Regions from separate parts of the Mus musculus genome. Here all the other regions are linked to region 2. A link is a loop called in an ENCODE intact Hi-C map of the cell type or tissue named here. Cell type or tissue: heart. All regions are shown on one strand. Links, peaks and the distances in the headings refer to the core of each region. The heading gives the core; the rest is flanking DNA.

Evidence for each region. Hi-C counts contacts between places; a loop is a spot of excess contacts. Peaks named below come from ENCODE experiments on the same cell type or tissue, not always from the same donor. Only the 100,000 strongest peaks of a DNase experiment are listed, where the experiment ranks them.
Region 1: a loop joins it to region 2, with 2.1 times the contacts of the local background. A loop is called at or near these places in 3 of 42 quality-filtered maps.
Region 3: a loop joins it to region 2, with 2.6 times the contacts of the local background. A loop is called at or near these places in 2 of 42 quality-filtered maps.

What each region holds. Positions count from the first base shown.
Region 1 is chr9:22,114,543-22,122,146 of GRCm38, reverse strand. It overlaps Elof1 (ELF1 homolog, elongation factor 1), which reads left to right and starts at 4,952. Exons shown (of 3, transcript NM_001357311.1): 1 at 4,952-5,037. In heart, for the core only: a CTCF peak has its summit at 3,860 (motif pointing left); DNase peaks (open chromatin) are centred at 2,466 and 4,866; H3K4me3 peaks cover 2,394 bases; H3K27ac peaks cover 1,707 bases.
Region 2 is chr9:21,997,360-22,004,694 of GRCm38, reverse strand. It overlaps Ccdc151 (coiled-coil domain containing 151), which reads left to right and starts at 2,061. Exons shown (of 13, transcript NM_029939.3): 1 at 2,061-2,449; 2 at 6,529-6,650; 3 at 6,732-6,809. The coding sequence starts at 2,221. It overlaps Prkcsh (protein kinase C substrate 80K-H), which reads right to left and starts at 1,707. Exons shown (of 18, transcript NM_008925.2): 1 at 1,607-1,707; 2 at 1,158-1,296; 3 at 902-1,018; 4 at 102-197; 5 at 1-4. The coding sequence starts at 1,236. In heart, for the core only: a CTCF peak has its summit at 2,105; a DNase peak (open chromatin) is centred at 1,924; H3K4me3 peaks cover 2,415 bases; H3K27ac peaks cover 1,590 bases; H3K27me3 peaks cover 87 bases.
Region 3 is chr9:22,067,183-22,074,786 of GRCm38, reverse strand. It overlaps Zfp653 (zinc finger protein 653), which reads left to right and starts at 3,411. Exons shown (of 9, transcript NM_177318.3): 1 at 3,411-3,738; 2 at 6,596-6,639. The coding sequence starts at 3,446. Ecsit (ECSIT signalling integrator) reads left to right here. Exons shown (of 9, transcript NM_001253897.1): 5 at 1-196; 6 at 1,047-1,104; 7 at 1,213-1,361; 8 at 1,700-1,805; 9 at 2,207-2,541. The coding sequence ends at 2,463. Gm16845 (predicted gene, 16845) reads right to left here and starts at 3,785. Exons shown (of 3, transcript NR_040407.1): 1 at 3,623-3,785. In heart, for the core only: a CTCF peak has its summit at 3,888; DNase peaks (open chromatin) are centred at 2,316, 3,366 and 3,906; H3K4me3 peaks cover 1,826 bases; H3K27ac peaks cover 1,757 bases.

The DNA of each region.
Region 1 (7,604 bases), core at 1,685-6,684, 120 kb before region 2:
TCATCCATGTTTTCATCCACAGAGAGGAGCACGGCAGACGAGCTACCATGTGCTACCCTGGGTTGGCACTGTTGAACCTCAGACACAAGTTACTGTTATGGTTAAGAAAAAGGGATCATGGGGCTGGGGCAATGGCTCAGGGGGTAAAGATGATTGCAGCCAAGCCTGAGGACCCAGATTCCATGCCTGGAACAAACATGGTGGAGAGAGAACTAACTTACAAAATTGTATTCTGACCTTCACTTATATACAACTTCCTCCTATCCCTACTAATAAAATAAATATTTTGAGGGTTTGTTAGTTCATTTGTTTGTTTAAAAAAGCAGTTTTTGCAGTTGTCTGCCTCCACAGCTTCATCTGACTAGACTTTTTCTTATCTCCTGAAGGCATCCAACCCCACACAGCTGCTGGCAGCCTCCTTTCCTGATCCTGCCTGCCTTCCTGAACCTAAGATAAAAGGCCTATCTTTCCTTCACCTTCCTCCTTGCCAGCTGCTGAGTCCTTCCTTCCTTCCTTCCTTCCTTCCTTCCTTCCTTCCTTCCTTCCTTCCTTTCTTTCTTTCTTTCTTTCTTTCTTTCTTTCTTTCTTTCTTTCTTTCTTTCTTTCTTTCTTTCTTTCTTTCTTTCTAAGATCACTGTAGCTGTCTTCAGACAGTCCAGAAGAGGGAGTCAGATTTTGTTAAGGATGGTTGTGAGCCACCATGTGGTTGCTGGGACCTTTGGAAGGGCAGTTGGTGCTCTTAACCACTAAGCCATTTCTCCAGCCCTGAGAGGCGCTTTCTTACAGCTTGCTTGCTCCGTTATTTTTCTCTCAGACTCTATAAACTGTTCCTTGAGCTGAGAAGGATGGGTGGATGGATGGTTGGATGGCTAGACAGACAGACAGAAAGACAGACATACAGATCCTTCTTTGTTCAAGACAGGCTTTCTCTCTTTCTCTATATAGCCTGGCTGTCCTGGAACCAGCTCTGTAGACCAGCCTGGCCTCCTGAGTGCTGGGATTACAGGCTTCGGCACCACTGCCCAAGATGGCAGGTTTTAGTGTGATAGCTCATGTGTGTAATTCTAACACTTGGGAGGCTTATGTAGGAAGATCACTATGAGTCTGAGGACAACCTGGGCTACAAAAGGAATTCCCGGTTAGCCTGGGCTGCAGCGGATCCTTGCATCAATGTCACATTAAGGAGAAAGTAGAAAGAAACTAGTCTTGATTATTTTGACCAGGATAAGCCCAAATTTGAATTCTCCATGTTTCTCTCTGTGCCATATCCGTGTGTGTAGTCTGGGTACCGGCTGGTCGGTAGCCTGCCTGCTGTGTGTGTCTGATCTGTCCCTGTTGTCTGTGCCTGTCTGTCTGTCTGTTGTGTCTGTCCCAAACAAGGGTCTCTGTTCTGCATTTATTGAACAGCACAGAAGCCTGGGCATGGGAAAGGAAGCGGGTTCTGTAGGGAAATGGCTTGCAGAGTTTGCAAGGGGAATTACTTTGCCAGCTTCAGTTACCTAGACTGGCACCAAACACCACAGTGAGGTGACCAGTCTGTGTCCTCAAGTGGCTTCCAATACTTACAGGATATTTGTTTTGTTTAAGATTGCTTTCAACCCACTGGCTGCTTTCAGTAAATGATTACCACACGGCACACACATATCACATATACATACACACATACCACACATACACCACACACACACACACACTTACACCCCCCCACACACACACACTTACACCCCCCTCCACACACACACTGAGTTAATGTAAAAAAAGAAAAAAAGAAGTTAAAGGGCAGAGTGGCATGTCTGTAACCAGCCTAGGATATATGACACCCTGTCCTTAAAAAGAAATCACTTCTGACCCTGATCCTTGAGGCAAAGTCTAGACTCATCCTTGTTTCTCATAGGACATTACGGAGGCCCACACAATTCTCAGCATCATGTTTGTTCTGGTTTGCTCTCTACTGTGGTGATAAACCGCTCTGACCAAGAACAACATAAGGGGGAAAGGGTTTATTAGGCTTGTACTTCCAGATCTCAGTCCATCACTGAGGGAAGTCAGCACAGGAACTCAAGGCAGGAACTGAGGCAGAAGCTGTTAAATGGTGCTGCACATGGGTTGCTCTCCATGGCGCTGTCATCCACCTAGGACCATCTGCCCAGGGCTGGCACCACCCACAGTAGGCTGGGTCCTCTCACATCGATCACGAAGAAAGTGTCCCACAGGCTTGCCTACTGGATAGTCTGATGGAGGCATTTCTCAATTGAGGTTCCCTGTCCCCAGATGACCCTAGTTGTGTGCCAAGTTGAAAAAAACAAAAAAACCAAACCCACATACCCAACACAGGTTGCCAACTAGCTGTGACTACAGCTCGGCCCTTCTCAACTCTCTTGGAAATTCACAGCCACCAAGCCTCTTCCCACTGATTCAGAGGCTCCTGGCAGTCGGAGCTCTGAATCAGCAGTCAGCTTCACCCAATGTCCCTTTTCCCAGAGTCTAGAAAGGAGAAGTGACAAAGTAAATGTCACATGTAGAATGCAAACCAAGTTCCCTATCCAGCTAAGCACCAAATGCTACAAAGATTTCTCAGAGGCACGGCGAGGGACACTGGAGGCTGTGCCATGCCCGCAGATGGACTTCTGTCCAGCTGAGGTGACAGTAGCTACCACTTGCTGGTTTTGAGATCAATGTTGTTTGTCCCCTGCACTTGAAGTGAAACCCAGGGCCCTGTGCATGCTAAGCAAACACTCGACCACGCAATCCACAGTCCCTGGGTGCTTTTTCTTAGATACGGTCTCACCATGTAAACCAGCCTGGCCTCAGACTCACAGAGCTCTGCCTGCCTCTGCTTCCTTGGTGCTGTGTGCTACCACACCCAGTTTATTACTACTGGTGTGTGTGTGTGTGTGTGTGTATGTGCACATATATCATGACACACACATGGAAGCCAGAGAACTACTTGGAGGGACTGGTTTTTCTTCTTCCACCATGGACTCTGGGTATTGAACTCGAGTCACCTAGCTTGCAGGGCAATCATGGTTACCTTGTGAGCTGTCTCTCCACCCCACGGTTGGCTTTTTGAAACAAGAATTCACCGTATAGCTTGGGTTTTTCTGGAGACCACTGTGAAGTTAGGCTGGTCTCTGGTGTATGCAGATTTCTCGTTTCCCAATCCTGAGTGTAGAAATTAAAGGGTCGATTTACCATGCCTATCTTTGATTTTTTTTTTAAGTTTTGGGGGCTGGAGCTAAGTTGCCCAGGCTGACCTTGATCTGTTTAGCCTCTTGCTTCAGCCTCCACAGAGGCTGGCATGACGACTTACAACAAGCCAGGCTAAGACATCGGATTGTTTATTTTAATTCTGTGATTTTATTTATTTTGATACGAGGCATGATGGCTGGCCAAGTCCTTGTGGTTAGGAGTCAAAAGCACGGCATGGTTGAACACACCTGTAATCCCAGCTCAGGAGGCTGAGATAGAAGGATTTCATTGTCAGAATGGGCTATAGAGAGAAACCCTGTGATTGGCTGCCCCAAGCCCCTGCTGCCAGTCTTCCACGTCGCCGCAGACCATGCCCTTGAATTGTGAGCCAGAAGAAACTCGTCTTCTCTCACGCTGCAGGCAAGATATTTCATCAAGTCGGCAAGCTACAGGGTAACATGCATAGACTTATCCCACGTGCATTTGTGGTTTTGTTTTGTTTTTGTGAGCCTCCCACTGTTGCCAAGGTTAGCTTTGAATTATTCACATTAGCCCAGGCTGGTTAAGAACTAGCACAGATCTTGTTTCTGCCTTCTGAGTACTGGGATTTAAGTCCTGAACCACTACACTCCTGTGTGAGTAGATGCTGCCAACCAGAAATGGTCTTCAGAAAAGGCAGTTCCAAGGATGGCACTGCCCCCTATAGGGCATTCTCTTTAAAGCATGCGTAACAACGTGTGACACAGCTAAGCACTTTCCGTGTGTGTGTGTGTGTGTGTGTGTGTGTGTGTGTGTGTGTGTTAAGAATTGCCTTTACCCGCTGAGCCATCTTGCTGGTCAGAGCCTTTAATTAAGAAAAGAAGTATGTACTCAGCAGGTATATTTGTGAGGGTCTGCATGTGAAAGCCAGACCCTCACATCTCTCCATCTTACATATTGATGTAACGCAGTGTCTCTTGAACCCAGAACTCACCTCATCTGGCTAGTCACCGTGCCCTGGGGATCCTGTCTCCTGCAGGCTTGGATTACAGGCGGGTAACCAAGCCTACCTGGCTTTTCTGTAGATGCTAGGGATTCAAGCTCCTGTCTTCAAGCTTACCTGACAAGCGTGCTGGAGGCCCATATAAGGACCCTGGAAGAAGGAAGGCTCACTTTTCTTCGCCTGCTTGCATTTACTTGCCAGTACGTCTGTTGGAACCTATTTCTATTTCTTTACCAGCTAAACCAACTGGCCTCGTGGGACTGAGCGACGAACTACTAGATTCTTGGACTTCCCATTCACAGCTGACCATCGTTCGGGTAGTTGGACTACAGACTGTTAAGTCATCACAATAAATCCCCTCAATATAGAGACATTCCATAAGTTCTGTGACTGTAGAGAACTCTGACTAGTACAATGTATTTTGACCATTAAACCCCCTTACCCGTTCTCCTGTCTCACAATCCCGCTGATCCCCTCCCTCTCCCAACTCGTCTCTTCTAGGGCTAGGATATTGGAGTGAGCATGGAGGGTAGGGAAAATCTAGGGTTTCAAGGAGGTAAGACAAGTGAGACGAATCCAGGAAGATGATTACAGGTGAGGACCTTAACCAGGATGAGTACAGGTGGAGCCACCGCTCCTCGCGATCACGAACACCCCTAGGATTTTGCTTGTGATTGAGCAGGACTGTGGCGCATGCGCTGTAACAATTGCGCGGAGCCAGGTAGTTGGAGGCGGGGTCTACACGCGCATTTAATTGGTTAAGGAGTGGGCGGGAAACCCAAAGCGATATTTCCGTTTCCGTTAGGGGCCGGAAGTTAGCGTCTCCTGGGTGAAGCGGCCTTGGCTGAGAGGCAGGGCTGGTACAAGTAAGTGTAGGGTCTCGCGGGCGGGCGTTGGGCCGGGCGGACCGGCGCTCTTCTCTAGATCACCCGCAGGGCGTAGAGCTGAGGCCGGGGCATGGCTTTGAGGACGGCCTCGTGGGGAGCCTGACCCCTGGATCCCTGCAGCTGGGCGAGCGGGCGGCGCCACCGAAACCTGGGTGAGGCGGACGCCGTCGCTCTGCCCAGATCCCTTCCCGCCGTCCCGGTCGCCTCGGGACACCATGGCTCGTTCGCAGGCTGCGGTTTGCCGGTGGGATTCTGGGGCCCCACAGAGACAGATTCCGGGCAATTCACTGATTTGTTCAACAAGTAGTTATTAAGTGCCTAAGGTATACCAAGCACTGTGCGTCCTGGGGATACAGCAGTGACCAAGTGAAATCCTTCCTCAGAGATTGATGGGCAGGGTGGCAGACGCCGGAGGAGCTTTGAGGAGTTTTAAGGTGATCGTGAGTTTGTTTTGGATGCTGTGTGTGTGTGCGCGCGCGGGAGAGAGAGAGAGAGAGAGAGAGAGAGAGGCAGCCAACAACTTCACCTGCCAAGCCATCTCCCTTGCCCTATTTTGAAAGTGTTAGAAATCTTTTGTCCTACATTTTTCCCTATATGTGTAGTAGAATGTGTACAGAAGTTAATGGACAACTTGGGAAATACATCCTCGCTTTCCACCTTTACGTGGGTTAGGGTTCCAAATTCAGCTTTTCTGGCTTGGCAGCAGTGCCCATAGCAGCTGAGACAGGATCGACTAAGATGCCCCGCCTGCCCCGCCTGCGATTCCGTTGTAGCTAGCTGGTTGCCAGGGCCAGATGGGAGGGGATGCAAACACATCCACCTAGACAGTTGACAGCTGGGCTCGGCACCAGGCAACGCTTCACCGTGAGGGTTTGGCCTTTCCTTTTGTGTGTCTCACACTTTTGTCTCCGTTGCTCCGGGAGCTTCAGCCATTCGTTCTGAAGTAAAACGACGAGAAAACCCTTCATCTGGCTCAGACTCTTCCTGGCTGTCTTGTCATCAAAGCTGCCTTTTGTCATCTGGAATGACTCCAGAAGAGAAGGTCTTTCCTGATCTCTTTCACCCAAAGTAGCCCCAGCTCAGAGATTTGTATTTCGCTCTAATAGCCTCGTAGAAATAGGATTCATCCAGTTACAAGTTTTCTCAGGAGCCTGTCATCTGTAACTATTAGTACAGATATATTAAAGATTTATTTATTTTTATCTTTTGTGTCTGCCATATCTGGATCCAGGGTATCTGATATGTGACCTCAAAACCCACAGATTGAGGACCCCTGCCCTAGAGCCTTATCCATGCTTGGCTACTATCAGCTGAATTCATCCAGTTAAGCGTGTTCCTGTTGCCAGGTGGTGGTGGCACACGCCTTTAATCCCAGCCCAGGAGAGACAGGGGCAGGTGGATGATAAACTTGGATCTCTGAGTTCAAGGCTAGCCTGGTCTACATAGTGAGTTCCAGGACAGCCAGGGCTACACAGAGAAACCCTGTTGAGTTTTCATGTTAAGAGCTGTAAACCTGCTGGGCGGTGGTGGCACACGCCTTTAATCCCAGCACTCGGGAGGCAGAGGCAGGCGGATTTCTGAGTTCGAGGCCAGCCTGGTCTACAAAGTGAGTTCCAGGACAGCCAGGGCTACACAGAGAAACCCTGTCTTGAAAAAAACAAAACAACTGTAAACCTTTATTTTATTTTATTTTTTAAAGATTTATTTATTGTTAAATGTAAGTACATTGTAGCTGTCTTCAGACGCACCAGAAGAGGGCTTCAGATCTCATTACAGATGGTTGTGAGCCACCATATGGTTGCTGGGATTTGAACTCAGGACCTTTGGAAGAGCAGTCAGTGCTCTTAACCGCTGAGCCATCTCCAGCCCCTGTAAACCTTTATTAACATGGGTTTTTTAATTTATTTTTATCATATATATAGAGATAGACGCTTTGCCTGCATATATGTCTGTGTACTTCCTTTGTTTTGTCTTGTTTTAGACAGTAGATTTAAATTGGTTTTGTTGCCTACACTGGCCTCCAGCTTTCAGTAACCTGAAGTGCTGGGAGTTGCAGAGTGGGCTGGGCTAGCTCAGACTAGACTCCAACTGAGATGAGTTTTCCACCCTCCTCCCTGAGCCTCCTGGGTTCTAGAACTTCTGGCACATGCTAACATGCTGGCGTTTTCCAGTTCTCTCTTTTTAGTGCAAAAGCCAAGTGTGATGGCACATGTGTGCCTTTAATCCCAGGCAGAGACTGCCAGGTCTCTGAGTTTGAGGCGAGCCCGTTCTGCATAGTTAATTCTAGGTCAATCAGAGTTATACAGTGAGACCATGTTTCAATAAATAAATAGCTGAGTGTGGTGCTGCATTCCTTTAGTCTCCATATGTGGACAGCAGAGGCAGGTCTACAAGGTGAGTTCCAGATCAGCCCTGGACTATAGTGAGACTGTTTCGTGGGGGGGTGGGGCAGTAATTGAAAGTCTGTATTTGGTTAGGGGAGGCACATGTCCTATGTCATGCATGTGGACGTCAGAGAACAGAATTTGGGGAGTCTGTCCTCATCT
Region 2 (7,335 bases), core at 1-5,000:
CAGTCTGAAGCAAAGGTAAGGGCCAAGAGCAGAGTGGGTGAGGTCTCCCCCTGGCTGGCCCGACCTTCCCCAGATCCTGGGAGGACCCGCACTGCACTTACCACATACCCCATCATTGACCCGGCTGGAGAGGATGTACAAGGGCTTGTACCCAGTGTTGGTGCAGTGAAAGCTGCCATTGGGACAAGCAGCTGTGCCTACAGGAAAAAAAAAAAGTTTGATGCGTGTTCCCCACGCCACATTTGTTTGTGGGGGGCTCCAGCAAAGTAAGTGTAACTCGGGTGTGGTGGTGCACGTCTGTAATCCCAGCACTCTGGTGGTGATCACAGGATAACCCGTGGTCCAGGTCATTCTCAGCTACACTGTGTGCTCAAGGCCAGGCTGGGCCACCAGAGACTGTGTCTCCAGAACAAAAATAAACTAAAGCACAACCAAGAAGAAACTGTATCTTCAGGGGCCAGCAACACAATCCTCCAGTATTCCCCAGCTTCTCCGGAGGCCCTTCAAAAAGGCCAGGCAACTCCCCTCCACTCCTCTTTGCCTTCATCAATCCCTAGAAGGCCATTCAGTTTCCCTCCTCCTCCCACTTCTGAGAGGGTCTTCTGTTGGCTCTTCCTGACTCGAAACCTCACCTCCTCCTGAATGCCATTCATGGTTCCTGCAATGACATTTGCTGACTTGGTCATACACCTGGACATTTGTTCCTTTGATAGGGAATGGAAACCAGGACTGGCACCTACAAACACTGCCCCTCAGCTAATCCAAGCCAACAGGGATCTTGTTTCTGTGCCTGCTTCTGCTCACTGAGCAGGAAGCAACAGGAGAGTGAGATCCAAGTTCTTTGGGGCATCTGCGCTTAGCAGGCTCATTTAATGGGCGATGGGCAAATGCAAACGCTCACCAGGCTCATCTGAACCGTCCTTACAGTCGCAGTAGTCGTCGTTCACCTGATCGAATGGGATGGTGGCTGTGCCGTCCAAACAGGTGAAAGGTTTAGATTCTTCATAGAAGTGATGGTCTGGTGAGGGAAACAAGAAGCTCTGCTCAGATCTTAAATAAATATTACCTCTGTCCCACTCACTCACCAGCTGAAATGCTACGGGAAACGGAGGAAAAAGGCTGAAACGCCCCTCCCGATGCACAAAGAAGAGACTCACTGCTGAGGGAAACGCCCCGGGGTCTCTTAACTTCTACAGCCCAACAGAGGGGTAGTAGTAGTAGCAGCAGCAGCAGCATCCCGTCCGGGCCGAGACCGGAAGTGTGTTATGCGGCAGGAAGATACGCGATGGCCTCTCACTGTAGGAAAGAATGAAGAAGCATCTAATCATTGGGAGAAGGCAGCTTACCCAAGACCGGCCTCACCACTGCTTCCGGAAAAGGAGGGCACAATCGGAGTTGGAAGTGCAAGGGCAAGGGGCGTCTCTCCGCCCCGAGCCAGTGGAAGAGTCTCAAAGTGAACTCAAAACCATAGGTCTCTCGGTAAAGAGGTGAAATGGGCAACTCCCGCCAAAGGTTCAAAGGATTTACGATCCCTCCACACCACCCACCCTGCTGCAACCTATAAGAAACTAGGGTGCCTTCCTCCCATCGCTACTTCATCACCTACGCGAGGTAGAGGCAAAGGTCAATAGCCACCACACCAGGTTAGCTCAGCAGCCACGGTTCCTGCAGTAGAATAAGAGAACGGAACGCTCCGGATACGTCACTTCCGTTTTGCTCATCCCTCTTGGCGAACGGCAACTCCGGGACGCCATGTTAGGAGTGGCAAGAGTGCGTGTGCGGGCGCTGAGGCGGCCATCTTGAGTAGGAACATGAAGACCTAACCTTAGAACAGATCGGAAGTGTAGCGCTTAATGGCGGCGTAACGTGCCTCCATCTTGGGAGTGGCGGGTTACTGGCCACTGCCAGCGAACACGCAGGCGTCACGTGACCGCTACGCTCGCGCCTCTCTTTCGCTGGGCCTCTTTGTGGGACCGCCCCTCCGAACCGAGTCAGCCAATAAGAGCAGTGGAGTGTAACGCGGGCGGTTTCCTTGGGAACGTGGGCGGGGGGAGGAAGTTACTTAGCAACCGGGAGATGCTAAGAGGCCCGCAGCCAGGCAGTTAGCAGAAGTGCATTCCCAGAGCCTAGGGAACCAGCGTTTAGGATCCTGGATTATAGAGGCCAACTTGTAGTTATTCTCCTACCCCTTAGAGGCTTCCCGACCTTAACCCGATCACCATGACGTCCCCCCTGTGCTGGGCAGCCGCGACCACCACGGTGACTAGCCCGGAGCAAGCTCCAGCGCCCTCTTCCAAAGCCAAAGGCAGTAAGGTTCACCGAAGCAAGTCTATGGGCCGGGCACAGGCCTGGCCTGCACATCATCCCAAGTCAGCAACCTCCTTCCATGCAATGAAGTCTTCTGTGCACGCACAGGTGCTTGAGTTACAAAGAAAAATCCAACTGTTAGGTAAGTATGGCTGCAGACTGCACCGAAGGATCCGGGATCAACCGTGCCCACCAGGTCTTCTGAGTAGGCGCTATGTGTTTCTCCAGCACGAGTCTATGTGACCAACTTGAAACAAACACTCAAATCTTATCTTTCTTTCCCATTTCTTTGTACTATTACCTCTTCTAATGTGCATATGGGTGAGTGAAAAGCACAGATTCTAGAGTTTGTTTTTCTTTATTTATTGTTCTGTTTTGCGTTTCTGTGGGCAGAGTGCAGTACTCTCAGATGCCAGGAGAAGGCATTGGATCCCTTGGAGCTAGAGTTACAGGTGTTTATGAGCTGACCAATGTGGGTGCTTGAGACTAACAACCTTCCTCGCTCTGCAGGAGCAGCAAATGTCCTTAACCACTGAGCCATTATCCCTCCCACCCAAATTTTATTTATTTATTAAATTATTTTTGAGAGTTAGCCTCATGTGGCCCAGGCTAGCTTGAACTCAAAGGAGACCTAGCTCCACCTTTTTGGGTGATTGGCATGTGCCACCATGCGGGCATCATGCGGTGCTGAGGCTGGAACCCAGGGCTCTATTCATGCTACTCAAGCACTTTGCTGAGTTATATCTTCAGCCCAAAGAGAGTTTGTTTCTCTGGGGTCTGAATCCTTGCTCTGCATAAAAGTTGTTTGATCTTGGGGAACTTAGAGTCATCTAATTGTACTCAGTTTTTCCACCTGTAAAATGGGCATAGTAACTGCACAGGTAGTACTTGACATTCATAAAATGCTCATATAGTGCATTGTTAAGTAGTAGAAAGTAAAAACTAGTGGCTTCCCTGGAGGGGGAGGAGATAATGCTGCCCTTCCCAGAGACTATTTAGCAATGTCTGCAGACTTTTTTATCATTTTGCTGAATGCAGGAGGGTACTACTCCAGTTTATTAGGCATAGGCGAGGAGAAGGCTTTACATGTTATTAGGCCTAATACAGCCCCCACAGCAAAGAATTATCAAGACCAAATATTGCTTATGCCACAGTTTGGAAAAGCCTACTGTGATTTTGCTCATATTATTAAGAAGAAATCTTAAACCTGATAGTGGTGACATACGTCTTTTTTCTCAGTACTCAGCATGCAGGAGGCAGAGGCAGGCAGATCTCTGAGTTCAAGGCCAACCTTGTCTATAGAGTGAGTTCCAGGACAGCTAGGGCTACAAAGAGAAACCCTGTCTCAAAAAAAAAATGAAAATAAATAAATACATAAAAAATAAAAATACTGTAAATTAGACATGGTGGCCCATGTCTGTATTGAACACTTGGGAGGCTACGGTTGGATGATTGGCATTCGTTTGAGGACAGTATTGAGTATCTAGTGAGTTAAAAGCTAACCTGGGCTACAGAGTAAGACTCTGTCTGAAAAAAAAGAAAGAGAGGAAAGAGAGGAAAGAACAAGGAAATGTAGGTCGGCAAGATGTCTCATCAAATGAGGACATTGCTACCAAGCCTGATGACCTGAGTTTAGTCTCCTGGGACCTTGAATTTCTGATCCTCCTGCCTTTACCTTTCTCATGCTAAGAGAAAAAGGTATGATCAAGCATGCTACCTGATTTATAGGATGCTAGAGATTGATATTTTTATCCCATAATAAAAGAAAGTTAGGGGCTGGAGAGACAATGTTGTTGGTTCTGTTTGTTTGTTTGGAGACAAGGTCTCTGAAGGTAGCCTTGGCTGCCCTGGAACTTGATTTGTAGGCTTGGCTGGCCTTGAATTTAGAAACCTGCCTGCCAAGGTCTTCTGAGTGTTGAGGCTGAAGTCGCGCCTCCACACCGGATTGCTTATTCATTTTGTTCTGCTCATTGCTCAAGATCACACTCAGGGCCTCATACAGACGAGGCATGATCTACAGCCGTCACTATATGGGTTTGCTCTTTTAAAAAAATACTTTTTTATCTTATGCGTGTGAATGTTTTGCCTAAATGTATGTCTGTGTACCATGTGTGTTCCTGGTGCCTTTGAAGGTAGGAAAAGAGTATCAGATCCCCTGGAAATGAAGTTACAGACCATTGTGAACTGCCTTGTGGGTGCTGGGAATCAACCTCTGGTAAAGCTGGCCTCTTAACTACTGAGCCATTTCTCCGGTCCCTGATTTTTGCTTTTTGTTTGTTTATCTTTTGTTTTCTGAGACAGGATCTTATTGTATAGCCCTGGCTAGCCTCCAACTCACAGAGATCTGCCTGCCTTTGCCTGCTAAGTGACCCACCACATCTATTTAGCTCATAAGGTTTTTGATTGATGTGGAATACTTATACATGTTTATGGGATGCAGAGTTGTATTATAGAACACTGTATCATAACTAGATTGTGGTAATTGGCGTTGTCATCATCAGACATCACTGATATTATTGTGTGGGGCATATAATCCTTTGTATAGCTATTTGGAAACACATGAGATGTTTTCTGCTGTTATTATTCTACTATGCCTTAGGGCATCAGAATTCATCCCATGTGTACCCTCTCTCAACAGTCAGGGACCATTACACTGGCTTTGTGGTGTATACCAGGAGGCTGAGACTGAGGCTGAGGCAGGAGGACCCAGGTAGCCTGAGCTACGTACTGAGACCCTATTTAAGGAAACCAAGCAAAAGATGGATTGCAAAAGAGTTTGAGTACCAGGAATGGTGGGGCACACCTAGCATCTCAACACTTGGGACTTGGAGACAGAAAGATCAAGAGTTCAAGGCTAGGGCTGGTGAGATGGCTCAGTGGTTAAGAGCACTGACTGCTCTTCTGAAGGTCCTGAGTTCAAATCCCAGCAACCACATGGTGGCTCACAACCATCCGTAATGAGATCTGACACCCTCTTCTGGTGCATCTGAAGACAGCTACAGTGTTCTTAGATATAATAATAAATAAATATTTTAATTTAAAAAAAAAGTTCAAGGCTAGCCTAGGCTACAAAAGTGAGTTCCATACCAGCCTAGGCTATAAGAGACTTTCTCTGAGAAAAGCAAGACCAAAGAGGGTGATGGTGGTGGAGAGATGAGAGTACACAATTGTGAGCACTTGCTTCAAAATCCTGCAGAGCAGAATTTCAGTGTGAGCACAGAAGCAGCTGGGTGTGCCTGTAAGTGCCGGTGACCTCAGCTGCTGGCCGGGTAGAGAACGGAGCTTCACTGGGACTTCTTGACTTTCAGCCTAGCAGATGTTCCAGCCCCAAAGTCACAGAGAGACCCCCACCTCCAAAAGGAATGGGTGGGAGACCAGAGAGATGAGTCAGCAGGGAAGATACTGTTCTTACAGAGGACCCAAGTGCAGTTTTCAGCCCCCATACACATGCACACACACACTTAGTTTAAGATCTTAAATTTTAACAATGTATATTACTTTGTTTTAATAATGTATATAACATTTGTCCATCTGTGTGTGGGTCTATGCATAGAAGTGTATGTGTCCAAGGAACCCAGACGAGGAAGTCTGATCCCCTGGAAACGAGGTATAGGCAGCTGTAAGCCACTCAGTTGGATGCTAGGAACTGAAGTCGGATCCTCTGTAGGAAGAGCCCTGGATCTTAACTGCTGAGCCATGTCTCTCCAACCTCCGAAATAGAATCTGTAAAAAAGATAAAAGAATGGGCTAGAACACCAATGTCATTCTGGTCTCCAAGTGATGGGTGTATGCCCCACCCCCACCCCATACATGTGTGGATGCTCTCACACAAACACACTGCTCTTTTTCCACTCCTCATCCTCCTTCTCTTCCTCCCCCTCCTCCCGCTCCTCTTCTGTAAGAGTCTGGGTCTGTAGCTCAGCTAGCAGGGTGCTTGTCTGGCACACTCCAATCCCAGCTCTGCATGACTTGGATGTAATCTGACAGGTGCACAGCTGCAATCCCAGCTCTTGGGAGGCAGAGGGATGGGGAGCAATACCCAGCCTTGGCTATATGACAAGTGTGTGGCCAGCCCAGGCTACATGGAACCCTATCTCAAAACAAAACTAAAATATACAAACAAACAAACAAACAAACAAAAACACCACCACTACCAAGTAGATCTTCTCTCTGGGAAGTGCCACCCACCTACCTAGTGACAGTGACCTCTGTCTGCCGCAGAGGGTGACCGGAAGGCCTTTTATGAGAGCTCCCAATGGAACATGAAGAAGAACCAAGACACCATCAACCAGCTTCAGGAGGAGACCAAGGCTCTCCACGTGCAGCTCAAAGACCTGCTGCAGGTGAGGTGCACAGGTGAATGGCAGGGTTTGGGGCAGCAAACAAGTGACCTGAGGAAGTGACTGGGCTTCTCTCCTTGGCAGGGAGACTCGAAAGTGATTCAAGCAATCATTCAGGAATGGAAGTCAGAGAAACCGTTCTTGAAGAACAGGACTTGTGAGGTTAGCCCGGCCATCACCATCCCGCCATTTCCTCCACACTGGACTTTCAGCTTCCCTGAGCTGTCTCTCTAGGTTTTCTCCTTATCAGCTGCTGATCATTTATTCACTCAATGAAAAAAATTAATGTTTATTTTCATATATGCGGTCTCAGGTGCCTCAGAACATATGTGGAGGTCAAACAACAACTTTTGGGAGTTGGTTCTCCCCTACCACGTGAGCTTTGGTGAGTGAGCTCCAACCATCAGGCTTAGAGGCAAGCACTTTTACCCACTGAGCCATCGTATTGATCCATCAGTAAAATCTTTATTAGATGTAAACCTGTAGTGTTAATGTTGGTGACCTTGCGGTGATAAACCAGAAAAGGTGTGTCCTAGTGGAAGACTGGCAGGTGTTGTGTGGAGGGTTGCGGGCCTCCATTCTCAGTACAGAGAGGCCTAGGCAAGAGGAGCAGGAATTCACTCTGCAGCCCAGGCTTCCTAGCAAGACCTGAAGACCAGACTTGTAGGGGCTCTCAGTCAGGAGAGAT
Region 3 (7,604 bases), core at 1,685-6,684, 68 kb before region 2:
CCTACTGATTCAGATATTCGGGCGCAAAAGTTACCCCATGCTCAAGTTCCTGCGGATGAAGCTGTGGTTCACCCGATTCAAGAATATCAACCCCTACCCAGTGCCCCGAGATCTTCCCCAGGACCCTTTGGACCTGGCCAAGCTAGGCCTGCGACACATGGAGCCTGACCTCAGTGCTAAGGTCACTGTCTACCAGGTATGCATTCCTGTATACATGTCGCTGCCCTCCCTGGCTGGGCCTTACTGCTTCCCTGGGTTCTGCTACTGTCCTGACAGTGACCGTGATCGTCCCTTTATTACCACAGTTGGACCTGTCTTAGTCTATTTACTCATTGGAAGAAAAGACCCTATATCCTCCTCTTGTTGCTGAAACAAAATTCTGGAGGCTGGGTACTTTATAAAGAAAAGAGCAGCCAGGCACAGTGGCTCCTGTCTTTAATCCTAGCTCTTGGGAAGCAGAGATGCCTGGATCTTTCTGAGTTAAAGGTCAGCCTGGGCTACATAGTGCTTCAAACAAAACAAAAAACCACTGACGGGCCAGGTGTGGCCCGTACATAGGGAGCTCTATGTCAGCCAGAGCTACACAGGAGTCTCTGCCTTATTCCCTGTTGGGATGGAGCTGGGGGTATGGCTCAGTGGTAGGACACCTGCTTTCCTTGTTCAAGGCTTGTGGTTCCATTCCTAGTGAGTGACAAAAGAGAGAAACTTGGCTTTATGCTGTATGCTAGGCAAGCACTCCCCAGCCGAGTCAAGCTCTTGATACCATCTGAAGAACTGTTACTTTCTGTCACTGCCATTTTTGCGCATGGATAAACTGAGCTATGTAGGTACAGTGACTTGGATTAGCTCACTGCAGGCTGAACTTAGGCTGATGGCTTCTGGGTAAACTCTCAGTGTTGGCACTCTGGTCAAGCTGGCTACAAAGAAGCAGAGAAAGGCTACTTGTAAAGACGTGGTGCAGTCGCCCAGGAAGCACCCCTTCCCTCCCTTTGCTCTTAGGCTCCCCTGTAGAGGTTGGGGAGTCACCGCCCTGCTCTTCTTTGCAGATGTCTTTGCCCAGTGACTCGACAGGCATGGAAGATCCCACACAGCCTCACATTGTAGGTAAGGCCCCAGCCTATCCCAGTTTCTGCTGGATCCCTCTGGGCCCACTAAATGAGCTCCTGGGCCTTTTGCTGCTAAGGCACCAACAGGTTCTCATCTCTACACCAGGAATCCAGAGTCCAGATCAGCAAGCTGCCCTGGCCCGCCACAACCCATCCAGGCCTGTTTTTGTTGAGGGCCCCTTCCCTCTCTGGCTTCGTAATAAGTGTGTCTACTATCACATCCTAAGAGCTGACCTGCCACCTCCTGAGGAAGAGGTGAGTTACTGGCCAAAGCATTTGCTGCCAAGCCAGACCACCTGAGTTTGACCCCCAGGGCCCATGTAGAAGGAGAGATCTCACTCCTACAAGTTGTCCTCTGAATTACACAGGGGTATGCATAAATGTTTACCCAAAAAAAAAAAAAAAAAAAAAAAAGGCAAGGCAGGCCGAGCTCTCTGAGTTTAAGGCCAGCTTGGTCTACACAGCAACTTCCAGATTAGCCAGAACTACAGATTCTGTGTTGGGGGTGGGGCTGGCACTGTCCTGAAGGCTCAGCTGAGGGACAGGTTTTGTGTTCTGGCCTCTAATCCTGCCTGCTCTCTTGCCTGAGGTAGAAAGTAGAGGAGATCCCAGAAGAATGGGAGCTGTACTACCCACAGAAGCTGGACCTGGAATATTCAAGGAGTGGTTGGGACGACTATGAGTTTGACGTGGATGAAGGTAAAAGCAGGTCTCAACACAGCACATCTGTGTGGTGGCCATTTGTCCACGCTCCACAGGATGAGGGGTCATATGCCCCCCAGGGTACCTCTCCTTGGCTACTCCCTCTCCCCTTTGTACTATCTTTTAAGGAGCATTCTATACTGACTAGTGATGTGACCAGAATACGCGCAAGCCTCAGGTCAGCAGGGAACAGTCAAGTTATATGTGGGGAGTTGGGAGGAGGCACATGGTAGCCTCCAAGTTAGGGCTCAAACTTAGTCTCTTGATAGTATCTGAGCAGCGGGTGGCATGGCCAAGGGAAATGTAGAACATTTATGTGGCACAGGGAGCTGGCTGTGAACTCATGGAGGTGCTCAGAGTACGTCACAGTGGTGAGACACAAACTCTTCTCCTAACAGTGACAGAAGGCCCTGTCTTCGCCATGTGCATGGCTGGTGCCCATGATCAGGCAACATTGATCAAGTGGATCCAAGGCTTGCAGGAGACCAACCCAACCCTGGCACAGATCCCAGTGGTATTCCGCCTGGCCAGGTCCACGGGGGAGCTCCTGACAACTTCAAGGCTGGAGGGACAGTCCCCTCCCCACAGTCCTCCCAAGGGGCCTGAGGAAGATGATGAGACCATTCAGGCAGAGCAGCAGCAGGGGCAAAGTTGAGTCAGATAGAGCTGGCATGAGGAGAAAAGACTGGGCTGGTATGAAATAATATGGAGAAAATAAAAAAATCAAAACCTCTTCCCTGGCCCTGTGGCTTCCCTTCGTATGTTCTGCATGGGCTCTTTTGGGTTTACCACCTTGGGACCCTTTTTTAAACTTGTCTTTTCAAAAATTCCATTTATAGATGGGCGTGGTGGCACACGCCTTTAATCCCAGCACTCGGGAGGCAGGCAGACAGATTTCTGAGTTCGAGGCCAGCCTGGTCTACAGAGTGAGTTCCAGGACAGCCAGGGCTACACAGAGAAACCTTGTCTCGAAAAACCAAAAAAAAAAAAAAAAATCCATTTATATATTTATGGTATGGGAGGGATGTGTGGAGGTCAGAAGACCATTTGCTGGAGTCTGTTCCGATATATGACCCTGTGAATCTCGGAAATGTAACTCAGATTGTCAAGTATGCCAGCCATCACCTTACCTGCAGAGCCGACTTGTTGGCCTTTAAAAACATCTTTTAAATGTATTTACCTTTATTTTATGTGCATTGGTGTTCTGCATGTATATATGTTTATGTGAGAATGGTAGATCTTGGAATTACAGACAGTTCTAGCTGCCATGTAGGTGCTGAATTTGAGCGCAGGTCCTCTGGAAAAGCAGTGAGTGCCCTTAACCAGTGAGCCATTTCTCCAGCCCTTTTGAAAAAATCTTTAATCACATTGCCGAAGAATTCAATAGAGAGGCAAGGATTACCTGAGTTTCAGTACCCAGTGCCTCTACCTCCCAAATAACTGACTTGTCAACAGAACGCACTTCCATGGCCTGGGCCGGACGGACTACGCGCATGCGCAGCTATGGCTAGTTGTCCCCGTTTGGCGCCGCGGGCAGAGAAGACCCTGTGAGAAATCTCCCGGCGGCGCAGACTAGGCGCGCCACTTCCGGTCGAGGCTCCTAACAACGGGGGAGGCCGGTAACCAGGGAGGGGGGGATGGCGGAGCGGGCTCCAGAGCCCGGGGCGGAGGCGGAGGCGGGCGCAGGCGGGGAGGCGGCGGCAGAGGAAGGCGCGGCAGGCAGAAAGGCGCGGGGCCGGCCGCGGCTCACCGAGTCGGACCGGGCCCGGAGGCGGCTCGAGTCCCGGAAGAAGTACGACGTGCGGCGCGTGTACCTGGGCGAGGCGCACGGCCCCTGGGTGGACCTGAGACGCCGCAGCGGCTGGAGCGACGCCAAACTTGCCGCCTACCTCATTTCGCTGGAGCGTGGCCAGCGTAGCGGTCGCCACGGGTAAGGGGGCGCGGGGCCGGGAGAGGGAGGGAGGGAGAGAAGAAGCCGGGGGAGGGACGAAAAGGGCAGCGGCCCCGCCCCCGGAGCGTGAAGCCCCACCCCCGGGCCGCCTGGCGGCCCTCGGTCTCGGGCTTAGGCAACCCAGACCCCTCACGCGCCTCCTCGCGGCTCCGCCTCCGACCCATTGACTACCCAATGCAAGCCTGTGCCCCACCCCTCTGCCCGCCTTCGGAAGCTCCGACTGGCCCGTCTGAAGAGTCGACCCGCCTCCACTGGCCTGGCCTGGGGCTGGCTCTCAGGTGTAAACCTCCAAAGGTGCTGGGCACTCTGATTTTCTGCGTATGAGTGCCTTGCCTTCGTGGATATATGTGTACCACGTGCATGAACTACCTGCAGAGGTCAGAAAAGGGTGTCGGATCCCCAGAAACCACCATTGTGAACCACCATGTAGGTTGTGGGAACCAAACCCGGATCCTCAACAAGAAAGCAGCCTTAACCCAGCCACCTGTTTCAACAACCTTGTCAGGGTTACTTGTGTGCATCCTGAGTGCTGGGACTAAAGGCATGTGCCAGGCTTGGTGTGAGGGCACTTTTATTCTTGTGTATGTGTGCGTGTGTGGTGTATGTAGGCCCACATAAGGAGGTGGGAAGACAGCTTTGCAGAGCTAGTCCTCTTCTACCACGTGCCCTCTAGGGATCAGACTAAGACCATGAATGGTTCACCACGCTGTAGTTGTCAGACCTATTGGTAAACTGTCATGTGCAGCTTGCCACACTGAGAAGCAGGCTCTGAAAGTGTAGATGGCCTCTCCTGTTTGAGACTCAAGCATGTCTCTCTCAGTGTCCTCCAGGAAGAGACAAGGACAGCAGAAGTGCCCAAGAGTAAAAACCCCATGCCCTTAAGAACAGCTAGAAGGTGGAGCATTTCCAATAGAGGTTACTCCTGCTGTCTCACAGTGCAGGTGTCCACAGTGGGAAGACAAGCTGGATGCTAAGCCATGGAGGGAAAGCTCACCCTGGGACTCCAGCTGTTGCCCCAGCTTCCCCAGCCAGTAGCTGCATGGTGTGAACACTGGATTGGATATTATCTGTCTGGTTTGCACAGACAGTTCCAGCCAGCCAGGGCTGCATAACGATACTCTATCTCAAATAAAATACAAAATGAAAATAGAGAGCATAGAAAGGGTTTGGCCCATAGTAAGGGTTCAGGTGTAGCGTGTTCTGCTCTTGTCTGCACTCATCTGTATGAATGATTCTTTAAGAGTTGATTCTAGGCCCTGAAGAGGTTGGATCAGTAGTTAAGAGCATTTGTTGCTCTTTCAGAGGGCCTGGGTTTGGTTCCAGTCACCAGCATTGTGGTTCACAACCATCTGTAACTCCAGTTCCAAGGGATTCCATGCCCTCTTCTGACCTCCAAGGGCATCAGGCAGGTGCAGAGACATGAATGCAAGTAAAAACTTATGCACATGAAATAGTAAAATCATTTTTAAGAAGTTATCCAGGCATAGTGGCACATGCCTGTAATTCCAGCATTTTGGAGGCAGATGCAACTAGAGCTTTTTGAGTTTGAGCCCAGCTGGGTCTATATGTTGAGTTCCAGGATAGCCAGGGCTACACAGAGAGACAGAGGTCTCAAAACAAAAACAAAAAACAAAAATACATTGATTCTTAGGGGCAATAACCAGCTAGGAGCAAGGGGTATAACTCAGTGGTGGAGTGTCTCATGTGTGAGAAGCTCTGGGCGCACGCTCTCACACACACACACACACACACACACACACACAACCCTACTAGTTGGGCATATGGCTCCATCAGTAGCTTGCCCATCCTTCATGAAGCTCTAGATTCTTTGCATATTTGTAATCCCAGCACTTCAGAGGAAAGTGTTTGACACATGGTAGTGGAAGGACGCTCCTCCCTCAGGTTATCCTCTGCCCTCCATACACAAGCACTATGGCACATTCCTTACCCTGTAAATAAATGAGTTAACACGTTCTTTTTAAACCAGGAAACCTGGACACAGAAGCATGAGTGGTAAGGGTAGGCCCTGGGCAGCCAGGGAGGAGGAACCTGCAGTTGTCCTCCTGCTCTCCTGCCTGAGTGCTGGGCTTACAGGCGGGAGCTACCACATAGGTTTGTGTGGTTCAGGAAAAGGAAACCTGGGCATTGTGCACTCTAAGTATGTGCTCCAATATTTTGCCTTTTTAAATTTTTTTTTTTTTTTAAAGATTTATTTATTTATTTATTTATTATATGTAAGTACACTGTAGCTGTCTTCAGACACACCAGAAGAGGGCGTCAGATCTCATTACAGATGGTTGTGAGCCACCATGTGGTTGCTGGGATTTGAACTTCGGACCTTCGGAAGAGCAGTCGGGTGCTCTTACCCACTGAGCCATCTCTCCAGCCCCTACTTTGCCTTTTTGAAACAAGGCTTTCCTATATAACCTAAGCTGTCCTTTTCTTGATATAGTCCAGACTAGTCTCAATTCAAGATCCCCACACCTCTGCCTTCTGAGTGCTGGGGAGACAGGCGTGCACCACCTCTCCTGCATCTGTAACGTTTCTAATGATTGACACAAAGGCTGACTACATCCGGGGTATGTGTCCCCCAGGGTAGGCATGGTCCCCTCTCAGCATTCCTTCCACTGTCCCACATCCCATCTACCAGGGACCTCTGAGTGCCAGTGTTCTCTGAGCTAAGGAATGGTGAGACCTCCATTCAGAGCTGGAAAGGGAGCAGGACGACAGACCTTCAGGTGGCACCCAGAGCACATAAACTGCTGTTGTTTTCTATCAGGCCAGGACTTGGCTGCCTGGGCCCCTTGTTCACCCTCACCACCTCTCTGTGTTACAGGAAGCCTTGGGAGCAAGTCCCCAAAAAGCCAAAGCGGAAGAAAAGTAAGTGGAGCCCAGCATGGGGAGGGGTGGGAGCATGCAGAACAGAGCATGCTGGAAGTGGCCAGTAGCCATTCTCGTCCCTTTGCTACACTGTCAGAAGGGAGACTGGGAAGCCAGTCTGGTAGCTGCTCGAGGCAGTATGCTGTGAATCTAAAATAGCCCCACTAAGTATGACCTCAGTGCCTTGCCAAATCCTTGGGTTTTGGGTCTACATCATGCCCATCATGGTGGTTCAAGAGAGAACCACCTGGTGGCAGTGAGCCCTGCTCTGCCTCTTTTTTGATGCATTAGCCTCAAACTCATCCTATGGCAGAGGCTGCCTGTATCCCACGATACTTGGCTGACAGGTGTGTACCACCTGCATCTCACGTGGTGCTAGCGATGGAACCCAGGGCTTTGTGCATAGTAAGTAGGAGCTCTCCAGCTCCCCATCTTAAAAATTGTTTTTACATGCATTTATCCTTTTTTGTGTGTGTACATCACAGGTGTGGGAATCAGAGAACAACTTGCGGGGGTTGGTCTTTGCTTTCTACCACGTGGGTTCTGAGTACCTAAGCTGGGTGGGCCAGGCTTGAGAGCAAGCACCCTTACTCACTCACTCAGCCGTCTTGACTGCCTGCTTGTTTTTTCTGGCTGGTTTTGCTGTGTAACCAAGGCTGGCCTCAAAACTTAAAATGGCCCTGTGTCAGGGTCACAGGCATGCCTAAACATTCCCCTTCCCAGTGTCGGCACACAAGTGAGCTGTAGGTTTCCCTCTGTAGCCCCAGGGGGCTAGGGAGTGCCGAGCTGGCAGTGGAGCATCTGTGGAGGTCCATGTCGCTGACATGAGTCTCACTAGAGTGGAGACCCTGGGCTCACTCCCGCAGCCCAGGTGCTTCTTTTGGCTCTCTCTCCCTTCCAGTCCTACAGGTGGAGGACAGTCCCAACATCATCTTACTATCATAGGCTTCAGCCTTCCTCAGGGC